Linked DNA regions of Mus musculus: region 2 is linked to region 1. A link is a loop called in an ENCODE intact Hi-C map of the cell type or tissue named here. Cell type or tissue: heart. All regions are shown on one strand.

Region 1 (8,000 bases):
GTAGATCCCTTTAGCTCCTTGGGTACTTTCTCTAGCTCCTCCATTGGGGGCCCTGTGATCCATCCAATAGCTGACTGTGAGCATCCACTTCTGTGTTTGCCAGGCCCCGCTGAGAGGCTTTTTACAGATCCTGCTTTGGTCAGAAGTCAGATGAACTTCAATTTGACTGCTGCTCCAGCAATGTCCACAAAACGGGAAAGATGTAGTGTTGCTGTTGTTACTGTTGCTGTTGTTTTTAAAGCTGGCAGTTATTCTGACCATGAATCAAACACATATGCTAAAATGCACTCAAATTCTATCCTATTAAACAAACTACCTTCAATGTAAACCTAACAGTTTAGTTTTCTCCACATAGTGCACAATACACATGAGCCTTCTAAGACTCAGAGAGGCCACATCTCCAACATAATTTCTTTGCCTTCCCCTCCTTTTCTTTCACACTTTGTTATCCCTGCGCGGGATGACTCGTCCACATCACTCACTAGTAACATAAGGGGCTCTCTCAGTATCCCAGTCAGTACATCAAGTGTCTACTTATTAGTGCTATACAACAATGTTAATTTTACTGTAAAAGCTGATTAGAAACATACTTTAACAATTTATTCTAATTATAATTAGATATTTGTTGACTGCTAAATTCTAACAAAGCAAAAAAAAAAGGTTATTTCTTAATTTTAGAAAGATCTCAGCACTTCTGCTCAGTCTTTTTTATTATTATAAAAATATAATAATAATAATATTCCAAAGCATGCTCGTGAAGGCCAGAGGACTACGCTGTGTAGTCAGTTCTCTCTTTCTGTCTCTACATGAGGTCTAGGGATCAAAGTCAGGTAGCCAGGTCTGGGGAGGCCCCTTAACACACTGACCCCGTTCATCAGCTTCTCTGTTCAGCCTTAAAGTGCAACCACAATAATTTGTATTTTTAGAATTCACTGAACATGATGATCTACCTGAAAGAGCCAAACTAAGAGAATTCAAAGATTCATCAAAACAATGGTAAATTCAAAGAACAAAATGAACAAATTCACTGTAATCAAATGAAGATGTGTAATCAAAGAGATGTGAGCAATATGCCATTTTTTGCCTAGCAACAAGAGGAAACACTTTATTTTTAATTGTAATATTTAAGTCTCCAAGCACTCAGACTGCTGACCAGAACTTCCCAAAGACTAGGTTAAGAAACTGATAATTAAGGTCTTTTAAATGTCGGCTGTATAATTAAATCCTGCTCATCTTCTAGGAACAAACCCTAAGGAAACAGAAGACTAAGCCTTAAGGACAAAGCTGTTCTTTTAAAATCAGTAAAAACATTAAAATGTTAAAAAGCAAGTTTTTGTTTCATTCATCCTACCAAGTCCTGCCAAATCATTAACTACATTTATGGATACACATCCACGATGTTTTCTAAACACAAAACAAGACACTGTATGAAAAATGTTAGGTAAAAATGCAAAAAGATTGTTTACTATTGTGAATAGAATGACAGATTTTTCTTTATTTTTATTATCAAATCTTTCTATAATTAAAATATACAAAATATATAAATATATTTAAATATAAAATGTTTAAAACCAGGAAATATTATCAAAGCCTTTTATATCATATTTATGCAAAATGCCGGATATAAGTTAACAATACAAATAGCAATGTTAATAACCTACGCACACAGCCCTCATCAGCTGTTACCAATAGATAGCATGACATCAGGAAATATGTGAAAGCAGCCCCTAGTGAAAAGATTCACAGAGGAAATAAAGAAAAAGTTGAAGCTGACGTTTACTTCCTAAAACTAGATTGTTCTAAATTGTTTCAGTCTAGGAAAGTAACAAATTAATATATATATATATATATATATATATATATACTCAGAAACAGTTGCCACAAATTTTCTCTACTCAGAATCATAAAGAATAAAACTTTTCAAAAAAAAAAAAAAAAGTATCCCCAAACTCACAAACTCCACATTTCTTTTCATCACTCTCCTTAGCTAACTAAAACGAAGTTGGTGGGGGGGCGGGGGGGGAGGTGGAATAAAGCAAACTGAGCAGAGCAAGGTAGGCGAATGCCTAGAATCCAAATTCTTGGAAGGCTGAGGCAGGAGGCTCTAAAGTTTGCAGCCAGCCTGGGTTACAAACCTGACTGCCTTGTCTCACCGCCACTAAAATTAGTCTGACTTCACAAGGCATCAAACAACGCCCCCAGCCCCGCCCCACCTCCTCTATTTGGAGTTTGCCAAAGCAAAAGTTCGAAACAGAGCTTTTATTCCGGTGTGAATTCACACACACACACACACACACACACACACACACAGAGTTCTCACCCAGCCCACAATTCACACACACACACACACACACACACACACACAGAGTTCTCACCCAGCCCACTCAACCCAAGTCTGCAGGACTAAACGATGGAGGCAGGCAAGCTACAGCAGGAATGCCTGCTACACCAACAGAGCTGCACAAACACACCTGTCTGGTGGCTGCCAACCTTTGTCTAGTGCCAAAACCGAGGCGCCCCGCATTTCAAATAAATCCTAGCCCGCCTACCTCACTCTGTAGCTTAAGCAAACCCAGCACGTCCCCAGCCCGAGCCCGTGCGAGGCGCCACCGCACCCTTTCCCAGTGCGGGGCCCGGACCCCGCGGAACGCATTTCCGCTCGGACCGAACCCCACCGGACAGCCCGTCCCCGTCCCCGGTCCCCGTCCCCGCCCCAGCCCCAGCCCCCGCCGGCCGCGCCCCCGCGCCTCCCGCCGACTCCCCCCGCCCGCCAGCCTCGGAAAAGTGCAGCGCGCGTTCTCCGGGCGCCTCACCCTCGGGCAGCTCCACGGTGCGCGCGCGGCGCAGCGAGCGCGTCAGACGGTTGAGCTGCTCCATCGCTCTCTCCATCCTCGGCGCGGCCTCCGCGAAGCCCCCGCCGCGCCCGCGGCCTCCGCGACCCGCGCCCTACATCCCCGCACAGGCCGGGAGAAGGAGCGAGCTCGCTGCGGCCGGCGCCCAGGAACGCTAGGATGCTAAGCCGAGTCAGTCCGCCGCACCGACGGCTGCCAACCAGACCGCGCTGGGGTGGGCACCAGCCGCCGCCTCCGCTCGCTCGCGCCTTTCCTGCCGCGGCCCCGCTTCCCTCCTGGGCTCGCGAAGCCTTCTGGGAACTGTAGTTTCGAGCTGGCTGGGCCGCACTCCCCGACGGAGCCACGCCTCTATGGCATCTATGTGGTGATCTGTAGGTTAGACTGAGCAATTTGTGGAAATACTTTGTGGGCTTTCACGCGCCCTCACGTTCTTCCCTCCAAAGTTGTATAAGAGCATCCTCCCTCGGTTCTAACACACCCCAGTAAAGCAGATTAGAGAATTTCAGTTATTCCTAAATTCATCACCACCAAGCTAAAACAGATGTACTTTTCTATAAACAAATGCCTTAACTATCCTGCTTACAAATTAAATTTTGAACAGTAATAAAACTCAAGTTCGAAAGCAAAATTGTAGGTTTTTTTTTCCTTTATTGTGACTTAACAATGCCTTGTTTCTCTTGCTGAGTACATTTCTAAGAACAAGGACACAGCTCTATCGTATGCCCCGTCATATATATCCCTGTACTTAGCACAGAAAATGATGCCAACTCCAAACTTTGAGGAAAATCTAAGTGACAAACAGGAAAAACAAATGTTAATTTGGTAAAATGCAATCTCAGTTCCCATGACAGGCCCCAGTGGGCGAATCAAAGACTTCAAAGCTGGGCATGATAATACATACAGGTTATTCCCAGCACTCAAGAAGCAGAGGCAGATGGGTCCTGAGTTTGAGGTTAGCCAGCACACACAATGGAGCCCCGTTTTAAGATGATGGAGGTATGAGCTTTGAGCCTACTACATGTAGCCCAGGCTAGCTTTGCATTTGATGTGTAGCTAAAATGACTACATTCTTTGTCTCTACCTCCCCAGGGCTAGGATCTGTACTGCAGCCCTGAAGGGAAAGACTTCCCCTTCACAAGTGTTACAGCTCTGCTCCGGGCTGCAGGAGGGGGGAGTTTTCCCAATACAAGTGTAACAGCTCTCTGCTCCAGGAGAGGATGCTCCAGTGAAAGGGTTACATCTTTACTAGAGAGGGATCCTGGCAATCCAGAGCCAAAGAATACCACAAAGTCACATCACACACAAGACCTCACACAAGAGGTTTAGTAGAAAGGCAAAACCCAAGAGAGTGGCTGCCACTGCTCCGATGAAAAGCAGCAGGGAACTGAGCAGAAGGCAGGGCTTATATAGGCTTATATATTTATCTTATATAGGATTGTTGGGGCTTGGAGGTGGAGCTTTCCAAGCCAAGCTTGGGTGAGCGCAGGGGTTGGTGGGTTTTGCTCTTCAGAGATTAGTGGGTTTTCTTGTTCAGGGACTGGTGGGTTTTCTTAACCCTTTTGTCCCACACTCACTACCACACCTGGTAGACACAAAACCTCAATTATGACAAAAATGGTTTAATAAAATTTAAGTTGGAATTAGAACAATGGCTCTACAGCTAAAAGCACTGGCTACTTTTCCAGATAACCAGATTTGCTTTCCACATAGTAGCACAGGGCCATCTGTAATGCCAGTTCCAGGAGATCTGATGCTCTACTCTGGCCTCCAGGCACTGCATACAAATGGTGCACAGACATATAAGCAGGCAAACACATAAAAACTTAAAATATATATTTTTTTTCAGGGACTGGAAAGGTGGGTCAGAGGTAAAAAGCATGTTCTACTCTTGCAAAGTTTGGTCCCCAGCACCCACCTGGTACCCCACCTGGTACCCCAAATCTAATATAGTCCAGCTCTAGGGAATCAAACATACTTTGGTGTCCATACCCATGCAGAGAACACAGAATCAAGAATAAAATATCTGGGCCTGGAGAGATGGCTCAGTGGTTAAAAGCACTGAATGCTCTTCCGAAGGTCCTGAGTTCAAATCCCAGCAACCACATGGTGGCTCACGCCATCTGTAATGAGACCTCGTGCCCTCTTCTGGTGTGTCTGAAGACAGCTACAGTGTACTTATAAATAAATAAATCATTTTTTAATTATCTTTTTAAAATAGTTTAAGGGGCTGAAGAGCTGGCTCAGCAATCAAGAGCACTGGTGCTTGCTATTGCAGAGGACCCAGGTTTGCTCTCCAAAGCCCACCTAGTGACTTAACTGTCCTTAGTCTAGTTCCGGACACTCAGATGATCTCCTCTGGCTTCTGCAGGCATTGCATGCACATTGTACACTTACCAGCAAACAGAGCACTCACCCATACAATAAAAGTAATAAATCAAGACTTCAAACAGGCAAACATTTAAAAATCTGAAGTGTGAATCAATCCAATCTGTGGTGAACATAAGAATGACGACTGAAAATGAAAAATTAAGGGAGGAGGCCTCTCTCGTCTATCATCACCAGCGCTGAGAGATGCTGGAGTGCGTGAGGAACAAAGGAATGGAGATTCTCACCTTGTCTCTCAAAGAGGCAAAGCTTCCCTTGCAGTGAGTTCATCAGTGTAAGAACAAATCTTGCCTGATCACCTCCTTTTTAGAAAGAGATACTCTCTGACCTTTGTGCAGAGTCTAAAGAGGAAGAGGGTGGCTGGCATTGGTGTCCCTTCCCAGGGAGGTTCTAATCAATTCCAGCCTACATGTGACAGTCACTTGTGCTACAGGCTCAAGGCAGAGCTTCATCATCTTTACTTAACCAGTTAGTTTGGATGAGACCCAAACCTGTCTGGCAGGTTTAGAAAACCCAAAGCTTCAAAGGAAGGACAAAGGCAATAGGCCAACCAAGGTGGTGCTCAAACTTTGCAACCTGGTATCAAGTGAGAATGTTCTGGCTCTGTGTCCTCCTTAAAACATCCAACATGTCAGCTTCCTGTGGTGCGTTCATTAGCTTAGAATGCTCAAGACCCAGGACTTGGTTTTCATTACACACACACACACACACACACACACACACGCATATTAAAGGATAGAAGGCTTGGTGCTTCAGAGTCCCTGGCTACCCTTGCAGAAAACCTAGACTCAGTACACAGAATCACGTGGTGGTTCACAATCATCCATGACTTCACTTACAGGGGATTCAGCACATTCCATGAGCACTAGACACAAAGGCAGTGAGTATACATACGAAAATATACTTAAACTGATAATGAACTTAAAAAATAAATAGAAGGAAAGGAAAGCCTGTTTTGGTGCCAGGTCTGATAAAGCATGACCTACTACTGCCCTGGTGTGAGCCCAGAGGCTCCAGGTCAGTCTGGGCAACAGAGTGGAAGCCTGTCTCAAAACAACCGGTAAGAAGGAAGGATTGCACTGTTACATGAAAAATTAGTCCCTCAACACTTATCTCTGACAAGATGCAGTCATTCCATGGACTTTATGTAGAACACCTCCAAAGTCCTCTAGGCATTAAGCCCAGACATAGATTATGTAAACAGGGGTAGATTCCAAGCTGACTTCATTGTAAGCACTGTTCCCCAAGTTGGTCACTGTTTATTACATGACTGGGAAATACAGAAAAAAACTTACAGAAGAGTAGACTGGTAATTTGAAAATCTATAATATAGAGCAGTCTCCCACATAGCTCAGTTTGGAGTGTGTCTTAGTTAGGGTTTTACTGCTGTGAACAGACACCCTGACCAAGGCAACTCTTATAAGAGCAGCATTTAATTGGGGCTAGATTACAGATGCAGAGGCTCAGTCCATTATCATCAAGGCAGGAACATGGCAGCATCCAAGCAGGCATGGTGTAGGAGGAGCTGAGAGTTCTAGATCTTCATCTGAAGGCTGCTAGGAGAAGACTGGCTTCCAAGAAGCTAAGATGAGGGTCTTATAGGCCACACTCAGTGAAACAACTACTCCAAAAGGCCATACCTACTCCCAACAAGGCCACACCTACTCAAACAAGGCCACACTTACTCAAATAAGGACACACCTTCAAATAGTGCTACTGCCTGGGTCAAGCATATACAAACCATAACAGGTTATATGAATAGTATTGCAATAGGCTTATCACCTCTTTATCCAATTGAGAATCCAACCATGATATAAATGCTCTGTAATCTACACAGTTCAAAGCACTAAGCACTACCTAACATATCTACTGCACTCAGGAAATGCAGCTGGCATGAATGAATTTTAAACCCATAATGAAATAAAAACCTTAAGACATTGAAGGAAAAAATTAAAGAAGACATCAGAAAATAGAAAGATCTCTCATGATCATGAATCACTAAGATTAATATTGTGAAATCAGCCATCCTACCAAAACACAATCTAAGATTCAATACAATCCCCATCAAAATTCCAACACAACCTAGTAGAAATCGAAAGAATAATCTATAGATTCACATAAAAACACAAAAGCACAGGATAATCGAAACAATCCTGAAAAATACAAGAACTACCAGAGGTATCACCGTCCCTGATTTAAGTTGTATTGCAAAGCTATAGTAATTAAAAAAAAAAAAAAAAACCAGCACGGTACTAATGTAAAAACAGACATGCTGACAAATGGAACCTAACTGAAGATCCAAACATAAGTCCACAAACTACCTGTGATGGTTTTAATAGGTACTGCCTCCATAGATTCATGTATTTGAATGCTTGGCCATAGGGAGTGATACTATTAGAAGATGAGCCTTATTGGAAGAATTGTGTCACAATGAAGATGGGGCTTTGAGGTCTGAGATGTTCAAGATACACCCAGTATGAAACATATCCAGTCTCTTTCTGATACTTTTGGATCAAGATATAGAACTCTTGGTTCCTCCAGCATCATGTCTGCCTGCACATTGCCATGCTTCTCACCATGGCAGCGTTTAAAAATGTAAGTCAGCCTCAATTAAATATTTTTCCTTTATAAGAGTTGCCCAGTCATGGTGTCTCTTCACAGCAATAAACTAAGAGAGTATATATAAGGAGAGATAGATAGATAGATAGATGGATAGATAGATAGATAGACCAAAAATACAAACAAGAAAAAAGCCAGAACCTT
Region 2 (8,000 bases), 1.3 Mb after region 1:
ACCTTCAGCTTGGACTCCTGACTTGTCTGACAAGTGTTTTCCTGCACAATGGACCTGTCATTTGGAAGTTTAACACCTGCACAACTGATGCTGACCTCAGGTCTTCCTCTCTCCCACTGCCACATCCTCCTCCACTATAGAAGCAGAAACCCCATTAGTCTGTTGTTCTGCCCATACATCTTACAATCATCCCTAACCATTCTTCCATACCTGACTACTCCAGTTTAGCAGCAACCACACCAGACTCAAGCCACTCTGACCACTTCTGCAGCCAACACGGCAATCAGTGTAAAACTCAGCTTAGCTCAATTTGCTCCTGACTCAAACTTATCTCATTAAAAATAAAAATTAGAAGCCAGGCACCTGGGAGGCAGAGACAAGTAGATCCCTGTAATGAGCACAGGAAAAAAGGAAGGAAGGAAGGAAGGAAGGAAGGAAGGAAGGAAGGAAGGAAGGAAGAAAGGAAGAAAGGGAGGGAGGGAGGGAGGGAGGGAGGGAGGGAGAGAGAGAGAGAGAGAGAGGAAAAAAAGCCTTTTAGACATTACACCAAGAACTCAGTTACATCTCTTACTCAAGATAACCAGACACAGTCCTAGAACCCCAGGATGCCCATAAGATGGTATATAAGCAGAGACCAAGAGCAATGCTCTGCTCTGTAATTCTGGAGAGATGCCACTGTGATCTGTTTGGTGGCTGTAGAGTCTCCCCAAGGATGCTGACTGTTCAATCAGAAACTTCTGTTAGAGACTGGACCTGACTTTCAGCTAAGATAGGTGGAACAGGTGAGCAGCTTTGGTGAAGATAGGCTTAGGACCATAGTTAGGAATTTAAATGTGAACCTTGTGTAATGACCCTCAGCGTAATAAAATATAACTTTTGTATACTATGTAATAAAATATAACTTTTGTATACTATGTAATAAAATATAACTTTTGTATACTATGTGTATCTACCTTCTTGCTTGGGACAATCTCTGTGAGTTCAAGGCTAGCCTGGTCAACAAGGCAAGGTCCATGACATCCAGGGCTGTTACACTGAGAAACCTTGTTTCGAGAAACCAATTTGAAAAAAAACAGTAAAAGAGACAGTTAAAAGTAGAGCCAGGTGGTGGTGGTATAGGCTTTTAATCTCAGCTCTGGGAGGCAGAGGCAAGTGGATCTCTGAGTTCAATGCCAGCCTGGTCTATAGAGCAAGTTCCAGAACAGTCAGGAATACACAAAGAAATCCTGTACAGAGACAGAGAGACAAAGAGACGAAGGAGTGAGTTGGGGAGGAAAGAAAAGGAAGGGTGGAAGGAAGGAATCTGAACTTTTAATCCCAGCCCTCAGAAGGCAGAGGCAAGCAGATAGCTATGAGTTCAAGTCCAGCCTGATACAAGGCCACAGAATGAGACCCTGTCTCAAAAAAAAAAAAAAAGTAAAAGTAAAAAATAGATGGTTCAGCAGTAAAGAATTCCGGCTGCACTTGCAGAGCACATGGGTTTGACTCTCAGTCCCACATGGTGGTTCACATCCTTCAGTACCTCTAGTTCTAGCAGACTCCTTGATGGGCACTAGGCATAAATATGATGGGCATATGGATATGCAGGCAAAACCTGGTCACTTTATGATTAAAATGGAAAAAAAAAATAAGTCTTTACAAAGTCCCACAATGACCTTGTCTCATCTCTAAGCACTCCTATTTGCCCCTGGAATTGGCTAGTATGCTCCAATGGCCTTTCCATGTAGCTTAGCCTCACTCACATACCTTTTCTGTGAACAGCACTAGATCTCCCATGCACACCACCACCCCTACCCATTCCATTTCATTGGCTTATCCTTTTTCTAGAACTTTCTATCACCTGGAAAATACTTTTTTCCCCTTGGGACAGGTGCTCACTGTGTCACTCTGATTAGTCTAAAACTCACTATGCAGACCGGGATTAAAGCTGTGTGTGTGTGTTTGTGTGTTCTTTTCGGAGACAAGAGTCTTGCTCTGTAGTACAGGCTGGCCTCCAACCCAAAGCAACCTTCCTTCCTCAGCTTCTCTAGCACAAGGATTAGAAACGTGGGCAATCACAGTTGGGGTTTGTTTTGTTTTCGGGTTATAGTTTGGTTTTGTGCTGCTCAAGATCCAATGCAGGGCCAAAAAATGCTAGGTTGTTTTTGGGCTTTGGAGGATGTTGTCTGTGTGTTGCAAAGAGTACCATGCCCTCTAGGATTGCAGCAAACTCACTAAATAGCCAAGGCTGGCCTTAAACTCCTGATTTTCCTGCCTTCACCCCACCTCCACTGCTGGAATTAAAGGTACAGGCCACAAAACTGGGCTCAAAGTACAATTAAACTTAGTGTAACATTCTCACCTGCCAAGACAACTACCATAAAGCCAATGTTCTTGTTCTCAAATTTCAATTCAAACAATAATTTTAATGAAGTCAGAATATTTGCATCTGACTCAAATACTCGGTATCAAGGACCCAAGATACTTATCAGGTGAATTCTAGAAGGCTTTAGATAGTCAACTGCTCCTGGGGTTCTGACTAGTGAAGACTTGCTATGCTTTCTCAGTGAAAACAATGCTACATGCTTTGGGAGAAAAACCTACATGCCACCCAGATTCTTAGGTTCCTCAAGTTTATATTCTTTGAGAGCAATTTCAACAAAGTAACTAAATAAACGAAAGTGTTCTACTAACAGAAAAATGCATTTGTTAGTATTAAGTACTAAAATTAAACTGAGACTCAAAGAACTGCATCGAAGAGAAACAGTCTGCGTTTAGATAGAATCAAAAAGCACCGAAACAATTACGATTTAAATAAAATGCAAGTCCTTAACTTGAGCTCCAGACTCGATGCTACATTTCCTACCTTAGTAAGGAACTGACATACTAACTACCCAAAGGGACAGCTAGACTGCCCAAGGGCTCCCGGGCCGGTGTCTCGCCAACCCCACCTCCGCCCAGCGGCACCGCCTCCCCCGCCATCCCTCCGGGTGCGCTCTTTACACGGGCCGCTCGCCCGCAGCCCCTGCCCCTGCCCGGTCCCACTCCCGCCCCACACTTCCACGCCCGGGACACACATGAGCCCTACCCGAGGTGCCGGCTCTGCTCCGGCTTCCCGCAGCGCGAAAGCCGCTCGGTCGGGTTCTGTCTGCCGGGATCACACTGTCCTGCAGAGGCGCAGGAGCAGAAGTCCCAGTGCGCGCGCAGCCGCACAGTGCTGCCGCCCGGGTCAGAAAACAGCCCGACGGGCACTTCCGCCCTCGGAACCAGAGTGAACCGCAGCGCCGGGCGCCCACCGTAGGTCCAGTCACCCTCGGCGCCCGGAGATGACGTCACCAAGACCACGTGGCAAGCGCTCCGCCCTCCGAGCGCGGCCCAACCTGGCAAGACCTGAGTTGCTCCTGAGCGTGCGCAGACACACAGGGAGCGCCTGAACTCGGAACGAGTTTGCCGGTTTTCTTCTTGGATGGACAGAACGCAGTCGTTGGTGTTCCCGGTTGTCAGTGTGACAGTTGTGGAAGAACAGAGAAATAAAGGATCCTGAGACATCGGCTGCCGTGGTAGCAGCATTTTTCTCTTCCTCACAAAACAGTATTGTAAAAACCTTACTTTTAAGGGTGGTTGGGATGGTTTAATTTAGTTGGGTTAGAGTCAGGACAGGGGTATCAAGCTGCAAGTCTGGGACTTAACTAGGTATCTCGTGTTCCTCAGTCTCCCAAGTGCTAGAACTGCAGACGTGAGCCACCACACCCGGCTTTCAAGGTAAACCACATTCATTTGCTCGGTAGAACCTCCCCACTCCTGTAGGACCACAGTAGGCATTAGTGGCTGTATTTAACCCCAGTTGGTAAAAGTACCAAAACCTCCCTCACCTCTAAGAGTACCTTTCCTACTCTTATTGCTTTGAAAATAAAACAAAACGTAAAGAGTACTTGATCTGGGTCTTCACTCACCAAACATTTTAACACCCTCCTCCTCGTCCTCCTCCACCTTCTCTTCCTCCTTCTCTTCTCCCCTCTTACTCTTCTCTTTCCTTCCCCCACCCGGAGAGGATGAGGTGTCCAACTAGATCCTAAGAGATGGTAAATGGAGCCCCGGGAGCTGCAGTTACAGGCAGTTGTGAGGCACCCAGTGCAGGCACTGGAAATGATTTTAGTCTTTTGCGAGATCAGTGAGCACAATTAACTCTTAACTACACTGATCTGTAGGTATTTCTCCAGCCTTTTTTTTTCTTTCCTTTCTTCCTCCTTTTTTGGGTTTGAGACAAGCTCTCGTGCAACGCTGACTGACCTCAAACTCTATGTATAATCATGGATACTCTTTAACCCCCATCCTCCGATCTGACCTTGAATTTACCATCCTTCTGCTTCAATTTCTCTACTGGAATTTCTGCCACGACACTTTGCTCTGTCAGCAGCGGCAGAGCCTGGCTAGAGCCATGAATCTAAATAAAGGCAGTGTTACCTGAAGAAACCCAAGAGGGTCTTGTCAGACTTCTGTTGAGGAGAAGCTGGGTTGGCCTTCATAAGGCTCCACCTAATGTAATTTGGTGCCATTCTCTGGTTATCCTGGGTGTGGACCTTGTACCAGTGTCCACGTCCTGGCCAGTACTTAATAAAACTTGCTCCAAATTTGCCTCAAACTTTGTTGTAGTGATCTTGCTCTTGTCCCATGAGTTTGACACCTTTCTTTTGTGAGGTTCCTTGAGCCTTGGAGGAGATGGTGTCCCTTTTATGGCTGAGCATACAATAGTCATTTATTTTCAGTGCTTAGACCAGGTATGATTTCAGCTAGTAACTGATTACTGAGTTTAATATAGTAGAGATTTCTGCTTTGAGTAGGTGGAGTGTGTTGGAATTCTGTCTAAACTCCACCCCCACAGTTCCTGCCAGCAGCCAGGTATGCTCCTCCTCACAGTTACCTGGCAACAGCTAGATAGGCTTGGCCCAGTATAAAAGGGATTGCTTGACCCCTCCTCTCTCTTACCCTCCTACTCTCTTGCCTCTCTCTTAGGTCTTGCCCCCTTGCTCCCATTCCCCACCCTCACCCCCCATGTAGCCATGGCTGGCCTCTGCTTCTCTCCTCTCTCCTTCTCTCTGTCTCTGCTACCCTTTTAACTCCCCTCCCCATGCCCTAAATAAACTCCGTTCTATGCTATGCCTGTGTGTGGTCTCTGGGGGGGGGGGGGGGGGAGGATGCCATGGCATGGGCCCGCTGAGGTGTCTCCTTCACCCACACCCCGCCAGAACATACCTTAATAGCTCTTTCTCTTTTTGCATCGCGACTCGGATCTAGAAACTCTGCAGGTTTGCATCCCACCCCAGCTACCGCAAGAGATCCACGCTCGTTCGCTAGCCCAGATCTGGTAAACCCCCCATTCCCACTGGTCAGCATGACTATCTACATGGCCCCAGAAAAGATTTCTTGAGCTCAGAACTACCCCTCTTTTGAAGATCCTTTCCCTTGGGTGAGATTTCCCTCTCCTTTTTCTTGAGGCTGAGAATTCCAGGCCAGGTCTGGGAACCCCCCACATGTCTCGCCCTTGGGTCAGTCTGCTATAGCTTAGACTTTCCCCTAACCTCCTCTCATCTGCAGCCTGCTGTTCCAGCTGCTTTGCCTGAAAAGCAAGTTTGGCTCCGCCCCTGCCACAGATCCTGCTTGCTGCCCTCCCCTCTCTCCTTGGCTCTATTCTCCATGTGAGAGGGGTGGATCTGGCTCCAAAATGCTGCCTTCCCGCCTCTTTCTCTCTCTCTGCTTCTCTGCCTGAGACTTGGGTGGATGTGCCACAAGTGTATTGCTAGGATACTTTGGGCCCTTACTCTCCCCTGCCCACATTGGGCCCCAGCAGTGGCGCAGCCACCCAGGGCTGCATGACCTGCGGCCCCTCTGCTTCAGCCACTGCAGGCCGGCTGCTTTCTCCCCGACTCAAGACCCAGTCCCCAGCCTCTGCCATGTGGGTTACAGGCACAGTCAGAGGGGCCCAAACCAACCACTCAGTTCCACATTTTCTGCTACCAGACTGCAGAAGCCCACAAACACACACCGGCATATTGATTGGTAAAGAGTTTTCCGGTTGGCAAGAGGGATCCTAGATGCCCAAATAGTGCCTGGCCAGCCTCTTCTGCCCCGGTTCTTAAGACCGGCCTCCTGGCTTACCTACAAGTTAGGACATAGGACCAAAGGCAATTCATAAACCCTTTTGGCTCATGCAGCTGGCCGGAAATTCCTGGTATCAGGTTGAATTACTTTTGCCTGCGGCCGTGGCCTCTAGATTTTCACTTGACGACCTGAATTTCTAGTTTGACTTTACTGACCGCCACTGACCTTTACTCAGGATGCTGGAACGAAAGGTTCAGTGACCCTCTCATCCCCTGTCATCCAATGGATGCTAAATTGTCCTCAAACATATGTTTTAAGGGATCTTCACACATACTGCTAGCAGTCTGGTAAATGAGAAAAGGCCCAAGCACTTACCTGTCCATGCTGCCTCCATGCTTACTTTATGAAACACGCTTAAACCTGCTGGGACAAACTCGTTTTCTGTCACCAGGATTTTATGCCACTGCTGCCAGCTCTCTTAGGCTGGTTCTAGCCATATGCCTCTTTGCTAACGCTACCTAAGGTTCTCATTTCTATCCTTTCTCAATATGATTTTTACTACTGTCACTGAATTCTACTCAGTTATAACCAATCTATATAGGGCTCAATCTTGTCAGAAATCTGTTAACAATAAGGTTGTGACAGAAGCTGTGACCACGAGGGCTCAGAAGATGTGGTCGCAGCTACAGGATGCTGCCTGGATTGTGATATGGTAACCACTGAACTACGAAATGAACAACACTGGATACCCTGAATTAAATAACTTAGCCAAAACCAAGGTGTCTTAGTTAGGGTTTTACTGCTGTGAACAGACACTATGACTAAGGTAAGTCTTTAAAAAACAAAAAAACAAAAAAACCAAACATTTACTTGGGGCTGGCTTACAGGTTCAGAGGTTCAGTCCATTATCATCAAGGCAGGAGCATGGCAGTATCCAGGCAGGTATGGCACAGGCAGAGCTCTTACATCTTGCCCCCTTGCTCCTATTCTCCCCACCCCATGTGGCCATGGCCAGCCTCTGCTTCTCTACTCTCTCCTCTCTGCCTTTCTCTGCCTCTGCTACCTTCTTAACTCCCCTCCCCATGCCCTAAATAAACTCTGTTCTATGCTATACCAGTGTGTGTCTGGTCCCTCACAGGGAAGGGATGCCTTGGCATGGGCCTGTTGTGGCACCCCTTCCCCCACAACCCCCAGAACATATCTTCTAGCTCTTTCTCTTTTTATGATCACAACAGAGTGAATGAGAACTGTGCCTTTCAAACTTTGGACAGGTATTCTTACTTTAAAAAAAAAAATCTACATTTTTCTTCAAGTAATATAAACATGTACTAAGGAGTCTCATTTTAAAACAGCCCTGGTTTTTGTCTCAAGATAAATCACTGATGAAACTGATGATATGTTTAAGCACGTGAAGTCCCTTGAAAGCAGATTTTACTTTATTACTTATTAAATTCTAGAGCAAAATCATACTATTATTCAGTGTGATTTCTACAAATTTCCAAACAGCAATGTGCCATATTCAGTAGTACTGAAGAAATGTTTCTTAATTCTCCTTAAATGACTTCTGAGTCACCTCTGGTTTAGTTTTAAGTTCCTCAGACAGAAAGTTCTACCTACCGAGCAGACGAATATGGTTTACCCTGGAAGCCGGGTGTGGTGGCTCACGTCTGCAGTTCCAGCACTTGGGAAGCTGAGGAGCCCGGGATTATGATCTGAGCTTGGAATTAGGACCCGAGGTCCATACACTTGTCAACATTTCACCACAATACAAAAATAAATGAAGGTTTAGCAATATCTAATGCATCCCTCACATGAAGACTATGAGTCCTGAACTGTCCAGTTATAAAATTATCCAGATACATAGTAAAAAGGAGGATGTGGGGGACTACTGTTTTAATATATTCAGTTCTAGTATAGATCTA

Evidence for each region. Peaks named below come from ENCODE experiments on the same cell type or tissue, not always from the same donor. Only the 100,000 strongest peaks of a DNase experiment are listed, where the experiment ranks them.
Region 2: a loop joins it to region 1, with 4 times the contacts of the local background. A loop is called at or near these places in 2 of 42 quality-filtered maps.

The regions. Positions count from the first base shown.
Region 1 is chr10:45,572,964-45,580,963 of GRCm38, reverse strand. Hace1 (HECT domain and ankyrin repeat containing, E3 ubiquitin protein ligase 1) reads right to left here and starts at 3,135. Exons shown (of 24, transcript NM_172473.3): 1 at 2,814-3,135. The coding sequence starts at 2,889. In heart, no CTCF peak of the experiment used is centred here; a DNase peak (open chromatin) is centred at 3,113; H3K4me3 peaks cover 1,412 bases; H3K27ac peaks cover 1,216 bases.
Region 2 is chr10:44,263,652-44,271,651 of GRCm38, reverse strand. It overlaps Atg5 (autophagy related 5), which reads right to left and starts at 3,313. Exons shown (of 8, transcript NM_053069.6): 1 at 3,068-3,313. It overlaps Gm40637 (a long non-coding RNA gene), which reads left to right and starts at 3,450. Exons shown (of 2, transcript XR_871625.2): 1 at 3,450-3,539; 2 at 3,691-3,910. In heart, a CTCF peak has its summit at 3,140; a DNase peak (open chromatin) is centred at 3,331; H3K4me3 peaks cover 2,836 bases; H3K27ac peaks cover 1,731 bases.